Regions from separate parts of the Homo sapiens genome. Here region 2 is linked to region 1. Evidence: chromatin loops called from intact Hi-C (ENCODE). Cell type or tissue: ascending aorta. All regions are shown on one strand. Links, peaks and the distances in the headings refer to the core of each region. The heading gives the core; the rest is flanking DNA.

Evidence for each region. Peaks named below come from ENCODE experiments on the same cell type or tissue, not always from the same donor. Only the 100,000 strongest peaks of a DNase experiment are listed, where the experiment ranks them.
Region 2: a loop joins it to region 1, with 1.9 times the contacts of the local background. A loop is called at or near these places in 12 of 110 quality-filtered maps.

The regions. Positions count from the first base shown.
Region 1 is chr12:65,888,440-65,896,493 of GRCh38, forward strand. The region is part of intron 3 of HMGA2 (high mobility group AT-hook 2); the gene reads left to right. Among named protein-coding and RNA genes, the nearest start is that of HMGA2-AS1, 10 kb to the left of the region's middle. RefSeq lists enhancers at 3,037-3,949, 3,590-3,884, 7,634-8,054. In ascending aorta, for the core only: no CTCF peak of the experiment used is centred there; a DNase peak (open chromatin) is centred at 3,842.
Region 2 is chr12:65,944,417-65,951,901 of GRCh38, forward strand. It overlaps HMGA2 (high mobility group AT-hook 2), which reads left to right. Exons shown (of 5, transcript NM_003483.6): 4 at 6,967-6,999. HMGA2-AS2 (HMGA2 antisense RNA 2) reads right to left here and starts at 4,291. Exons shown (of 4, transcript NR_199060.1): 1 at 4,019-4,291; 2 at 3,348-3,708. In ascending aorta, for the core only: no CTCF peak of the experiment used is centred there; a DNase peak (open chromatin) is centred at 4,415; H3K27me3 peaks cover 376 bases.

The sequences.
Region 1 (8,054 bases), core at 1,855-6,854:
GTGAGACTCAGTCCCCCCCAAAAAAAGAAAGAAAAGAAAAGAAACCTTAGAATAAAACTACCTTTGACTCATAGACTCATTCATCCAATAGGAATAGAGTGCCCGTGGTGTGCTCTTTTTTTTTTTTTTTTTTTTTTTTTTTGAGACAGAGTCTCACTCTGTCGCCCAGGCTGGAGTGCAGTGGCGCGATCTCTGCTCACTGCAAGCTCCGCCTCCCGGGTTCATGCCATTCTCCTGCCTCAGCCTCCTGAGTAGCTGGGACTACAGGCGCCCGCCACCACGCCCGGCTAACTTTTTGTATTTTTAGTAGAGACGGGGTTTCACCGTGTTAGCCAGGATGGTCTCGACCTCCTGACCTCGTGATCCGCCCGCCTCGGCCTTCCAAAGTGCTGGGATTACAGGTGTGAGCCACGGCGCCCGGCCCCGTGGTGTGCTAACTCTTATGACAATGATGACATAGGGACCCAGGGACCACCCTCCCGTTAGAGATGCACCATGCTCAGCCCGTCTAACTTCGAGCCTGCTCTTTCCACCAATAATCAGCTGCCTTCTGTGTCCACACTAGGAGGAAGGATATATGCTTGATATCTTGTTTTATTATACTGTTGAATTTCATCATCACCCTACTCTTACCCACAAAAAATACCCAAAGTCTTAAATGTTTCTTAAAAGAAATATTAGTTGTGCCCATTTTAATCTCCTGAACTTTATGACCCTTGTCCAATGTTCAACTAGACATTTAAGATTTCTTTCATTTGGCTTTTGGTAAGACTCATTTTTGGAATTAATACAGGATCACTGTTTGTTCTCCTCAAGTCCCAGAAAAGAAAAAGGGACTTTTTCCTACAAATCAAACTTCAGCATACCACGAGCTGCCAGTGTTATTTGCTATTTGTTCCTTGTCTTTTCCAACAAAGTGACCTTAGCACTGAATCAGGAATGCTTAGATGTAGATGTGCACAGAGGACCCTTTGTAGTAAATATATTGTAAATACATATCTAATAGGTAAATATACGTGTATATGTATATATACCCACAGATTTTTAAAAAGTGAATATTCTAGAGAGTTTCCATTCCAAGAATGCTCATTGAAAACACAGTACACAAAAGGCCAACAAGGAATAGGATAGAATATTCCAGCTTTGCAGAATGGTGAGTGAATTGGGCTTTGACTTTAAAGAGGTATGTAGGTGAGGAGTTGCTGACAAACCTGTTTGAAAGTGGTTTATGTCATGGGAAAGTACGTATCAGGGCTGTTGCGAGGATTATCTTCTTTCTTTCTCACAGCAACTCAGTGCGGTAGACTCTGTTATCATCCTCATTTCACTGATGAACAAACCAAGGCACAATGAGGTAAAGGCATCTGCTGTAGGACTCAATAGCTGATGAATGAAAGAGCCAGGCAGGGCAGACTGGCTTCAGAATTGTACTGTTTTGCTTCCTATTTCTCCCTACATCCTAGCCCCACTCACATGGAAATCACTCTGAAAAATTCTTCTGTCTTATTCCCTAAAGACAGTCCAGCCATCTTCCTCCTAATTCTTACCCACTTGTATTTCTTCTATAATTGCTACAAAATGGTCCTATACAACAACAACATCGTCAACTCACAGAGTAGAAAAAAAGCAAAGAACCTTACAAATTCCTCTGGGCTAATTTTATCAGCAAAACACTCAGCAAAATGAGAGTTGCCCAAGTCCTGAAAATCATTATGCCACAAAGTTAGTGGTTACCAAGTTCAGCCCACTATTTAAGTATAGTCATTTAAATAGGCCACTATTTAAAACATTGTGTTATCCTCATATACTCAACTCAATAGTACAGAGACCATGTTTTATGTCTCTTTGCACGTCCAGCCCTTAGCACAGCACCTGAGGCATATTCCTCAACAATTTATGCTTGTTGGATGAATGATGGACTGAATAAATTAATAGGTGTTAGCTTTTAGTTTTTTCAAAATCATGCTTACTTATTCATTAATATATTCTTGTGATTTGATCAATGCAAAGAAGAGCAAGATCATCATCTAGCATTATCCTGAATACTATTTAATATATTTCTATAACGTTGCCTAAGGTATATATCTTTTGTTTTGTTGTTTTGGAAGCTATACTACACAATTGACTCAAGCAAGCTACATATACCATGAAAATCAGCATTGTTCTCCCTCACAACCCCCATGCACACGTACTCAGCTTTCAGATAGACCTGAACTCCATGAAAGGGAAGTCCTTCTTGGATTAAGCTGAGATTGAGAGGACTATTTTACCGCTTCTTCAGTATATTCTTTTTTTTTTTTTTTGAGATGGAGTCTCACTCTGTCACCCAGGCTGAAGTGCAGGGGCGCGATCTTGGCTCACTGCAACCTCTGCCTCCCAGTACAAGCGATTCTCCTGCCTCAGCCTCCTGAGTAGCTGGGATCCCTGGTGTGCATCACCGTGCCCGGCTTTTTTTGCATTTTTTGTAGAGACGGGGTTTCACTGTGTCACCATGTTGGCCAGGCTGATCTCGAACTCCTGACCTCAAGTGATCTGCCTGCCTCGGCCTCCCAAAGTGCTGGGATTATAGGCATGAGCCATAGCGCCCAGCCGACTTCTTCAATATATTCGTATATGTGAATTGAGCCTTCCATTTCTTCCTTTACCTCCTCTTTCATCCATTGGAACCAGTTGACTTTTTAATGTAAAGTATAGAAACTCAGCCGCTCTGACCCTGTTTTGATTCCAAACCCTTGTACCTACCAGACCATTTAGGAAGACTGGGATAAATAAGCATTATAACTCCAGGGAGCTTTCTGATTTCATGATCCATTTCTGTTTCTTAGGGGCCAGACAGTGCTAGGCTTACAGGAGACTCAAAATCTGTAGTTAACCACAGCAATAAATGAACACAAAGGAAATGCAGATGTAAGTAGGGGATAAACTTTGAGTGGTTCCATCAGTAGTGATTCATGATGTTGAACTACAATAATATTTTCCTCCACACACTCTCCCAGTTCCCATTGTGACACTGGAGCAGCATTTAGGGAAGACAGTTAGGCTTGGGGGTGCGTTCTGTGGTCATGGCTGTGGAAGATTGGTCCTACGGCTGTTAATCTGGCTGACAAATGTTTCATCAACATGCATTGTTGAAAGTGACATGATGCACAGTGCTGGTTAAGAGTCGCGTAAATAATAAAATGCCCAAGATGGGAGAAGAGCAGTTTTCCTGGCTTCTCCAAGTTTGAGCTGCAGAATCAGAAGCAGTAGAATAGAGAGAGAAGAGACAGGACACTAGCTTGGGTTCCAGCCCCAACTCTGCTGCCCTGTGCTGCGTGGCTGCAGCAAGTGACTTATCTAATAACTGTGGGTCTCAGTTTCCTCACTCATAGTATTAATGATCATTTCTCAGGAGTATTAAATAAGAGCATGAGTTTAAAGAGCCCAGTCCCGTGCCCAGCACAACGGAGGCTACCCTCCAAAGGTCAGTCCCTTTTTCTGTGTGTTTCATCCTCTCTTGGCAGCCTGTTTGCTGCATCTCTCAGCTGACTTTTGTCCCTTCCTGCTCACTTAGTCAATTCAGAGATTACAGTTTGTACAATAATGCGCTGCCTTGTCTTCTCGCTGGTGAATCTGGACCGGAGTGCTCTGCCTCTGCGCCGACACTCACTCTGATGGTCTTGGCTGGAGGACAGAGGCTGCTGGCAAAAACCTAAGAGGGAACATACCGTGGTAGCAGCATGAAAGAATTTGGCAAGGAGGTGCTCGTCACATGATTGTGATTCATACTGTACTCTCAAAATGTGGCAGGAGGGCTAGGAGAGACTTTTAATGCCAGCACACAGAGCAGAGACACTCATTTTCAAACATCACATTCTTTTTATAGTACAGGCATGCCTCACAGGGAAAATATTGAACTTGGCCTGCCAGCACCACGAGAGTCGTCCCAACTGTGATTTTATTGCTTGAGTCACTCCCTGAATCAGATACTGGCTGCACGGAGGAAGTCTTCTATTAGGGATGCTTTGAAATTGTGTTTTTAATTAATTAACACCAACTCTGGACAGGTTTTTCATTTACTCCTAGCTGACTCTTTTTTGTCTTTTCTTTTTTTGCCTGAAACTTGTTAGACATTTTTGTAAGGTCTCAGTTGGATCGCTTTTAAGTATCCTGGTGAAAGAGTCATCTGTGTTGGGTGACCAAAGCGAGGGGACCCTTCAAAGTAGAGTTTGTCATCTCCGAGAGAATCTGATCCATGGGAATGGGGTCGTCAGGAAAACGGTCCCTAAAAGTCTGGCATAGCACTTTTTGATGCCTTCAGCCGTCCTCAATCCATTCATCCTGTTGTTAAAACTTAAAACTAGAGCTGGCCAGCTGTTGAGAAAAGTCCTCAGTTTTATTTCAACCAAATGATGCTGCCTCCTGGGGCTGGAAGGGGGCTGACTTCAAGCACAATTATAAATGTGTAGCTCTTTCAAGCGGCGGAAACCTACAAAATGGCCTTGATTCACAGGGCCCCTCTGGCTCAAAGACTCTCTGCTTCCCGTGTGTCATAAATCTGTATCTGCATCAAAAAGTGTAAAGACGGCAGTGTATGGAAGTCCCTCTTCCTCTGCGAGTGTGTCTATGACAGATTTATACTGATGGCTACACTGCACCCCGGTCACAGGCTCCTATTATAGTCATGCCCCACTGACTCAGCCCCCATTTCCTGTGGAAGGGGAGACAAGGTCCTGCATGAAGGAGGGTGAAATTACAGCTCAACTCTCGAATTGCTGTTAGTACAGGAGGACCTTTAAGGGCTGCAGCAAGACCCATTTTGTTCATAGCAACATCTACTGTCTCCTCACCCCAGTGTGGTCACAGCTAAAACCTAAGGCATTTAGTTTCATGACAAGATATGCCATGACAGGGTACTCCAGAATTCAACAAGGCCAAATGGATACATGCGAAAAGAACAAACCACCTCATTTGTTATAATTTTTGTTTCTTCAAAGTGGTTTTCTTTTTCTTCCTGAGGGTACAAGTTTCAAATGTGGAAATTTTTTAAGGTAGCATTTGAATCCACCTCTCTATTAGTATTTGCAAATGGATGCAGAACAGGACTGGTTTTTGAAACCACCTCCTTGTTAGAGATTTTTCATCCTTTGCAAACATTGTAGGGTTTCAGAGGTAGCGGCTGGTGAGAACCCTCTTGTGTTTGACTGCAGCCTTCGAGGTTTAGAGCTGTCCTGCATTTCAGGGGGTGAATGGCTACTGGTAAAGAGGTCAAAATGAGCTTTATTCCAAGAGTTAAGCAATGAAGTTGCAAAGTTTAATTGGTGTAATTTTGGGAGATAAGGATGGAAAGGGAAGGATGTTAGGATAGTTTGAATCCTCTAAGAGGAGAAAAGGCAAAACTGATATTTGACTTTCCCACTGTATTTAGAGTATAGCCTTCATGGGGTAGCTGTTTCTTCTTGTGTTTGGTATGGCTCAGAGCACTTGAAAATGTCACTGGCTGAAGAAGAGTGCTTGTGATGATATTTTTTAATTCACTTTTTTTGTAGACTTTAGTACTATAAAGAAATGATACATAGAGGGGAGTAAAAACTTGTCTAGCTAACAATTGGTATTATAATGGTTTTGAATGCACAGTTCTGATTAAATTTTATACATTTCTTCCGTTGGCCAACTTATCGTGAGCCTGGTTGTATGCCTCTGGTGTTTGTATGATATTCACTGCATTTTTTTCTAACGTGTTAAGGATTCTATTTTAAATAGAAAATCAGATTGCAGTTTGAAAAACTTAGTTTTAAAACTCTACCATCTGCTAGATTTGTGGAAGAGGATCTGGTAAATGAAAATTGTGTGTGTATGTGTGTGGTTTATTTTATAGGCACTGCATATTTCTTTGATGATCTATTTTCCAAGCTCATTCTTATCTTTTAGAAGATGTTTCAAGGATTTATGCATCTGGCAAGATTTCAGAGAACTCTATAGTGGTGGAGATGTACACTCCATTTATAGGGAATCCTGAATCAGGGTCATTGAGAGCATTTATTTTGTTTTGCGCTTAAATTTATTTCTGCTCTGGACATTTCTTTCAAATGGATCATTTTTACATGGTCAAATCTAAGCATTTTATTCATAAGAACTCTAATAATAAAGCTTTTTCAGTCCAGACATAGGTGGAAATTTGCAAAATGCATCAGGAAAGTATGGCAATTGCTTTTCAAGCCATCTTGTATTTGAGAAAGTATTGCATTCATTAGTGTTTGCAAAACTACCTTTAATGGTGCAAAAGTAAAGCTGACCTCTCCCTTTTGGTGCACAGATGTATAAACTTTATGGAAGTACACCCCAAGGTAGAGACTTATTGGAGTAACTCTTAGAAAGGGCAAAGTTGGCCATAAACAGTGATGCAATAACCCCACAATTATGTATGCTCAATTATTTGGAAGGGAAGTCTGGGAGAAGTGTTTTATATGATTACATGGGCAAATAAGAAGTGAGTGTGGAGAAGCACGGTCCAAAGGTTTGCATTTGTTGTGTATATCCCAAATAGCACCCTAATACAGCTTTATAATGTAAATCCACCGGTACCAGTAAAACAGCATTTAAAACAAATTGTAAAATGAACAACATTTGCAAAGCAATAAAGAAACCACCTTTGCAATCACTTTACTACAGTTTTGAAAAATGTTAGTGAATAGCTCTCCAAAGATGCAAGTAAATAATATTTTATTAGATTTCAGCCTAGGAGAAAGGGGAGGAAAACCTTCAACTAGAATTACATGATTATTGCTTTGCTCCTCCCTCAACCCAGCAAACATTAAAATGGAACATAAAGCAAGTCTATAACAAGATTTATGAGGAAAGGTATTACACTTAGGGGCACATTGTGCAGAAAAGTCATTAAAATTGTTTGGGCCTTAAGAAGGGGAAAAAAAAAACCTTTTGAGAAAAATGAGAAACTCAGATGTATCAAAATGCCTTCCTTATGATTACCTGAGGCTTTAGGTTTTTAAAAGCCTTTGTACCTAAAGGTTCTGATTCATTCTCTATTGTGGCAACTTTTTCCTACCAGACAAAACTGAAAGATTTTGTTTCTCTAGGAAACATACTTAAAGAAGTATAGTAGACCTGGCATTCCTTTTGCATGCTCTGGTAGACCCCGGCTCTTGTATAATAAAAACAATATAGGCATGTTATATTTGCCATATGTTAGTTAGGGGGTTTCAGCAAACAAATACCTCCTTGTGCACAGAAGTAGATGAAAGCAAAGCTTACTGATGTCTACTATGCCTTAACTTACCTTCTTTGTCCTACATAGTCTGCCTAGCAGACTTCTTTCTGGTTGGTTGTATGCATATTTGGATAATGGTGATAGCTCAGCATATTCTTTATGCTTTGTTCCGCTCTGAGGACAGCTAGTACACTCGATTCAGTATTATATGCTTTCCTATTTCCTTGCCTGATGCTTCTGTGTTATGCTAAATCTCAGTTTATTCTGTCAGTAAAGTTGAGGAGAGTGAGTGAGGAGTGCGTTTGCATGTGTGTGTTTTCTTATCTGTAAAGTTTTAACTTTGGCTTACTGTTTAACCAGGAAACTCAGCAGGACAAAGGAGATCTAAATAAAACTATATTCCTGTTGAGAATCTCCAAGGTTATGCAATACTATAAAATGGTGGTTTGAGTAGAAGTTCTGTAGTTCATCCTTATCAGACTAATGGTTTTGGGGTTTTTGAAAAGGAATGTTTCAAGGAGGTCTTTGAAAACCATTTTCTTCAAATGTTCATTGCATCTGAGATCCCATTTTTGTCCCTTTATTTGCTCCAGAATACCGCCCAACTGCCAACAAAGAAGGGCTTGTGCTCCCAGGAATTTTCTGCATTCCTCTCTGGAGTAGGCATTTTTCTCAGCTACAAAGGCCCTTTGGCGAATTCCCTCTAATCATTGGATTTGCCCTGGGCTCTGATAGGTGCCATTCATGGACTTGGTCTGCTGTTTGATGGGGCTGAGGCATTAATGGGATCTTTTCATGATAAACAAAACTGGGTAACATTACCAGAGGGATCACAAAGCTGCTGTTG
Region 2 (7,485 bases), core at 1,877-6,876, 56 kb after region 1:
TGGAAGAACAACCACAGCATAAGCAAGAAACTGGAACACCACACCTGGTATAGGCCAATCCCTCTTTTCACCACAATCTGGCAGTCTTTGGTAAAATAAGTGTAAGGGGAAGGATCCAGGCTGGAGAGGAGTGAGCAGAAAAATTGAGTACAGGATCTCAGAAGGTACAAAAAGCTACGCAGAAGGTACAAAAATCTGTTGCCTAATACAGCCTAATGACAAGTCACAAAAATTACCTTACTGAATTAGAAAGACCTTATCTTGATTGTATGGGATTAAACCATATGAAATTGCTGATAATTGATTGGTTCTGACCTACAAAAATGCCAGTTCAGCTAGCTCAACCTGATAGTATGAGTCACACGGGGTGAATGCTATGAAGACGCTCTGCCTCCACCTATCCTGGTGATACAGGTCTGCAGGAGGGTTTGCATCTAGAAATCAGAGATTTTTGTTTTTTAAGAGTCAGAGTCTTGCTATGTTGCCCATATTGGAATGCAGTGACTACTCACAGGTGCGATCATAGCACACTGCAGCCTCGAACTTCTGGACTCGAGTCCTCTTGCCTCAGTCTCCCAAGTAGCTGGGACTAAAAGCATGTGCCAACATGCTTAGCCCTAAGATTTTTTTTTTTTTACTTAACCTCCCCTGGAGCTCCAGTTTTTCGTTGAGGGGCCTCAGGGGCATCCTGGGAGGGCAGAGATGGATTGGAGTGGAGGCCACGTGAATGAGTCTCAGAAATACCATTTTGTCTGCTTTCTGTTGTAGGGTTCCACATAAGATCTAACATAAAAGGTGTGGGGGAGGTTCTTATGCTTTAAAAAAAAAAAAAATGATTCAAAGCCTCCAAAGCCTGAAGTTCATTTTTTGAAAAGTGACCCAAACACAAATCTTGACATTCTGGAATATTGAAGTTTTAAAACTAAATCCGGAGGGCCATGAACAAGTATGTCGATCACATAATTTCGTGAAAGGCAAATTCTTGATAATGGTCATCCTCCTTCAGCCAGGTAAATGTCAAATTCAAAGAAAATATATTCAGGACAGCACTGTGAAATTTCTGAGGATAAGAGCATATTTCACAGCACATAAATGAAAGTGGATCTCGGTGAATGTTCTATACAGAGAGAAAGGTTGTGTTTTGAACCTTTAAATAACTTTGGACAAAGGGTGAAGAAGGATATTGTTCACACCACAAGTCAAAAGCCACTCCCATCAATGTGCCCAACCACACAAGTCGAGGCTGCTGCTGGCCTTGATGGTTCATGGCCATTTGGAGTGTTTGCAGAGAGATTGGATGATTACTTGTCTAGAATTTGAGCTGTGTCTACTTATTCAATATTTTGGAACATTTTTTCTATAAATAACCGGTCAATTTTGTCTAGAAATCAGTGAAGTGATTAAGTAATAGGTCTATGTATTTATTGAAATGTTGTCTATATGGTAGGGATATATTCATCTGTCAGTTCAGGCAGATAAAACTGGCTACACTTGTGTGGATACAAACATGATCATAAACCTCACTAGTTCAATGAGCTGGCTTACATCTAAAGGACTCTTTTGGAAGTTGAAAAACAAATATCTTTTGCGTAAACATTTTTAATATGACACCATATTTAACTTAAAATTTTAAATAACAGATGATCCTGTGAGATGCTATTTTGTGAGGTGTGAAAGGCCCCCAAAATGTAACTCTCATTGAGGAATTTTTATAGAAATTAGGGTTTTTACATTCTTTATTAGTAAATAGCTAGAAGATCTGTCTTATACTATATTGCTATGAGAATGGAAAACAATCTACATGAAAAAAGATTATGCTATGGCACAGAAGTACCTATTGGTTGAACAATGGTCATATGATTTTAAAACAAAATCATATGATTTTAAAACAAAGTGGGCAAAATCACCTACTACTGCCTGGCAAGAAGCAAAGGATCTAATTATATTAAAATTCTGCTGCTTACATTAAACCCAGAGACTCATCTGCACAGACAGCCATGTGAAGGGCTTCTTTCTTTCTAAGGTCAACTTGAGACCCTTTACATAATAATCATGTTTGCTTTACCATACATTGTGCCTAATTTTTTTTTAAAAATTAAGTTTGTAAGCTCAATTCAAGCCTCTTTTTATTTAATGTTTAGATTAGTACTAAAATGAACTACTAATGTCTGGGTCCTTTGTTAGCAAGGATTTTCTTTCAATACCTACCAGAAGGAGTGGCTTAGCTGTCTGAGTATCAGCTTTAAAATACCTAGACTTCCTGGAACCATAGATTGTATTCTTAGGAGGGCTGAGGAACTTCTTAATTATTCTGAAATAGGTGGAATGGCAGACCATTTCCTACACAAGTGTCTCTCTACAAAATCTTAAAAATCCAAATACTCTGTGGATTTTAAAAATTCAGTAACTTTTTTTCTTCCATTTGGAGAAATGTTCATTTGCTGTATGACCTCAGAAATCCAAAAATATGTCCTTTCCTTTTGCTTATCTTCTACAGTTTCTTAGCATGTTGTACCCTAAGCTATTTGTATATACTTTAACAATGATATTTATTTGCTTAAGCATTATACTTTCAATTGTGGCTGAGCTAGTCCATTCTAAGGGCTAGACTGCAGAGAACTACTCACTGAAATCCATGTGGTTAGAAAGAGCCCTTTTAAGCTTCACGTGGTATGTTCAACTCATGGGGTCTTTGAATTCTCACCACTTTTTTTTTTTTTTGAGGCAGAGTCTTGCTCCGTCACCCAGGCGGGAGTGCAATGGTGTGATCATAGCTTACTGCAGCCATAACCTCCTAGGCTCAAGCAATCCTCCCACCTCAGTCTCCCGAGTAGCTGGGAGTACAGGCATGCGCCACTATACCTGGCTAATTATTTTTAATAGAGATGAAGTCTTGCTAGGTTGCCCAAGCTGGTCTCGAACTCGTGAGCTCAAACAATCCTCTCAAAGTGCTGAGATTACCGGCATGAGCCACCACACCCGGCCACAGTTTCGTTTTAACATCTGTTAATCCAAAAAATTTCTTCAAAGTCCTTTGGTGATTTTGTCAATGCTGCTATTGATGTTTTGTTCTGGGAGGAAGCTCTCTTTCACCCCATTGTATTTTAGAAGTTTCAATGCAACCATGGAATGAGGATTTTCATTACAAGCTTTTTGAAAGGTGCAATAGTCTCAACATAATGAACTCAAAATCTCAGTGCATTGAAGGGTTTGCATGCCAAGTTGACCAAGTGCCTAAACTGTATAAACTCCCTATGTGCACACTTAGAATTGGATCATCAGATTTGTCTAAACAACTTGAAAGGCTTTGCTATCTGTTCACTGAACAGTCATTATGATGTACACACCTTTAAGAGGGACTCAGCCCCTCCACAACTGATAATGAAGGAAGAATCTCCAAGTGAGGTGAGGCAGCTGGACTTTGCAGGTCTGACTCTTGTCCCCTGCGATTCACTTTTCATCAGCAACCTGGAGGAATCAGAACTAGGCCCTGCTGAACAATCTGGAGATGAAAATCAAAGCCGGGAAGTACAGCTTCTCCTGGATTGGATCTCGATTTGACTTTTTTCTTTTTTCTTTTTTTCAAGGAACAGACTGGGTTTCTTCAGAGCATTATATCAGGGATTAAGAGAATCAGTAGACTCGGGTTGTTTTGGTTTTAGAAAAAGATCTCAGACGATTATTTAAATTCCCTATGCCTTGGTTTCCCTGTGAGAAAATGAAAACAGTAAGGCCTGGACCCTCCCAGTAACAAAGGGGCAGATGTTAAAAATATAAAGGATTCTAGCTTTCATATAGGAAATGCATGTGCAAAATATTACTCATTTATTAAGGTGCATGAAAATTTACTGTTAACAACACAGAAGACTAATATGTATCATTGATGTTATTCAGGTCTTATAAAACTCTAGTGGCCAGTCGTGTTTTTAATGCCAAGAACCCCGAGGAGCAACTGGTTTCTAAGAATCAACACTTAGTTCTGAGCCGAGAGATGCCCCAAGGAAGATAAGAGACTTACAGTTTGTTTGGCGTCCAAAAAGCTTTCCAGACAGCAGTTTGTTTCCTTTCCCTTTTTATGAATGGTGGTAGTATTATGCTTCAGTCTGCGTTTTCTACCAAAGCCATTCATAAAAATAAAAACAAAACAAAATAACAACAACAAAAACTTTCTCGGCACAGTCTGGAGCCATTGGGTGCCAGAGGCTGGGAAAACATCCTGGCAGCCATAACCCCAACCAACATTGAAAGTATTCAAGGGTCTGTTTGTTTGGTGGTCTGAAAAGTATGAAGTGCTGTGTCTGAGGGTAGCTGGTAGAAGTTCCGTGACACGGACTAGGCCGGGAGCCAGGGCTGGCAGAGATTCAGACATTGTCTTTCCCCTCATTGAAGTGTCAGGACCTAATTCATGGAAAATTGGGTGAGCTGGCAGCTCTTTCAGAGGATTTCATTGAGCTGCAGTGTGCAGGAGTCACATGAATGCGGGAGCCTCTGCCAAAAAAGGAGGGGGATTTCTGAGCAGTAGGAACCAGTCAGCCTGCAAGAATGTATGTGGATTTGAAACGGTTTGGGAGTAAACATGTGTACAGGTGTAATCAACAGGGAAAAATGGGAGGAAGATGAGTGCTCTCTTCTTCCAAATGACCCTTTGGAAATGAATCCTCTATTAGCCCACGCTTTTGTGTCCTAAGAGGCAAGAAGTCCTCATCGTTCTTGGTTCGATTTTCCCTGGAGAAAACATCATCTCAAAACTTGGGCTTTTGTGATGACGTCATCTTTACTGTGATTTAAAGTCAAATGGAAGAACGTCTTTTCCTTTGAGCAAAAGTACCTTGCCATTTATTTTATTTTTATTCTGTCCATCTAAAAAAAAAAAGCTCTAATGATTTTTATATGGAATTTTTAATGTACCAGCAATAAACCACTGTACCACTGAGAGGAACTCTGAGAGGAAGGGGCTCTCAGAATGAATGAACAGGGGCTAGTGAATAGTGAACGTATCCTAAGTGCTGTTATTTGGGAGAACTGGTGCAAGAAAGCATGTCGCTATCCACATCAGAGTACCTCAGGTGTACTCACAAATCTCAGCGATGTGTAGATAGAATAATACATGCCTATATTCAGACATGAGAGTGAGGACTGGAAGCAAATAATCCATCGAAAAGCTCAGGCTTCAAATCCATCTTTTATAATGCCAAAGAAATAAGAAGTATTCTCTAATACTCGATTGGAAAGTTAGGCAGGCAGAAAAACATTCCCTCGGATGTTTCACTCAAAAGAGGAGAGTTTTGCTCTACACATACAATAGATACAGATATAACACAATATAACACAATATTCTTCCCATGATACCACGAAGAAACTGAACAAACTCACAGAATTATTTGCAAATCATAAGGGACTTGAATGCAAAACATTAAAAGAACTCTTACAACTTTGTTATGAAGAGATAGCAAATTTTTTTTAAATGGGCAAAGGATTTAAATAAACATTTCTTCCCAGGAGACATATAAATGGCCAATAAGCACATGAAAAGATGCTCAACATCATTAGTTGTGAGAGAAGTTCAAATTGAAACAGCAATGATGTTTAACTTCACATCCACTTGGATGTCTACAAGCAAAAAGACAGGCAATAACAAGCATTGGCATGTATACGGAGCAATTGGAACTCCAGATTCATTGCTGGTGGGACGGACTGCAAAATGGTACAGCTGCTTTAGAAAGCTGTCTGGCAGCTCCTCAAAAAGTGAAACAAAGAATTACAATATGAACCAGCGATTCCACTCCCAGGTACATACCCAAGAATGAAAACATGTTCGCACGAAAACGTGTATATAAATGTTCATAGTAGCATTATTCATAATAGCCAAAGGGTGGAAACACCCCAGATGTCCACCAACTAATGAATGGATAGGTAAAATGTGGTATACCCATACAAGGGAAAATTATTTAGCATGAAAAGGAATGAACTGCTGATGCTACCACATGGATGACCCTAGAAAACCCTAGGCCAGTGAAAGAAGCCACACACAAAAGACTCTACATATATAGTATGATTCCACTTACATGAAATGTCAGGATAGGTAAATTCATAGAGACAGAAAGTAGATTCATGGTCACTTAGGCATGGGAGGTGGCTAGGGACGTGGAGGGTAGTGGGGAGTAACCACTAATGGGTACAAGATTTCTTTTAGAGGAGATGAAAGTGTTCTAAATTAGACTGTGGTGATGGTTGCACAACCCTCTGAATATACTAAAATATACTTTAAATGAGTGAATTATGTGGTATGTAAATTATGTCTCAGTGAAGGTGTTTTAAAAAAATAAAATATTAACAAATTAGGTACCTTCACTCCTCAGTTTTGTGATATATAGGCTAAAAACAAAGTGAATCAAACAGTTAAGTTTCTTTCAAGCTAGTTGGCTTGTATGCCAGAATTTAATTGGGAATTGGAATTGTTTTCACTGAGATAACCTATGTTGTATTTCCTTAATATAGAGAGATCATGAATAGACATTTTTGTTTTTTTTGAGATAGGGTGTTGCTCTGTCACCCAGGCTGGAGTGCAGTGGCATGATCACGGCTCACTGCAGCCTTGACCTTTCTTGGCCCAGGTGATCCTTCCATTTAGGCCTCTGAGTAGCTGGGACTACAGTTGCAACGCCACCACACCCTGTTAATTTTTGTATGTTTGTAGAGAGAGGGTTTCACCATGTTGCCCAGCCTGGTCTACAACTCCTGGGCTCAAGCCATCCGTCCGCCTCTGCCTCCCAAAGCGCTGGGATTATAAGCGTGAGCCACCATGCCTGGCCAAGTATAAACACTTTTAACATTGGATATACCAGTTGAACTTTATACTTTCCTCTTTCCTTTGCAGACAAGTATCTGTATTTAAAATATGTACACCTAATTTTTTCTATAATGTATATTTTCTTTTAAAATATATCTTTTTCTTTTCCTCCTTAGCCACAACAAGTTGTTCAGAAGAAGCCTGCTCAGGTAAGACATAGTCATTAATTTTTTTCTCCCAATTAATATAAAAAGTGAAATATGTACTGAAAAATGTCCCCAAACTAAACCTTATTTCGCATTTTCTTACTTTTGGTTATCGTCCTGCAGTATTCCTGAAAATGTGTTGTAGCCTTCAAAGTTAGGAATATATAGTCTGCAATCGTACCATGAAAACCTCCCAAAATGTAAGGTCTTAAGTGTACAAAGCAAATATAAATTCTTTTAAAAATAAAACTATTTTATTACATTGCCTCATATGTAAAACAAATATTTAATCTTATCCTATATTTTACCAATTCTTAAACATCAAATTTTGTCCTTCCAACTGACTGTCTATATTCTGTTGACACCAGACTTATATTTAATGATTCATGACTGGAAACATATTTCTTCATTGAACAATTTCATAATATTTGATGATCCCAAAACACTCCAAAGAATGCTAGAATACTTGGAAATTAAGTTATACTAACG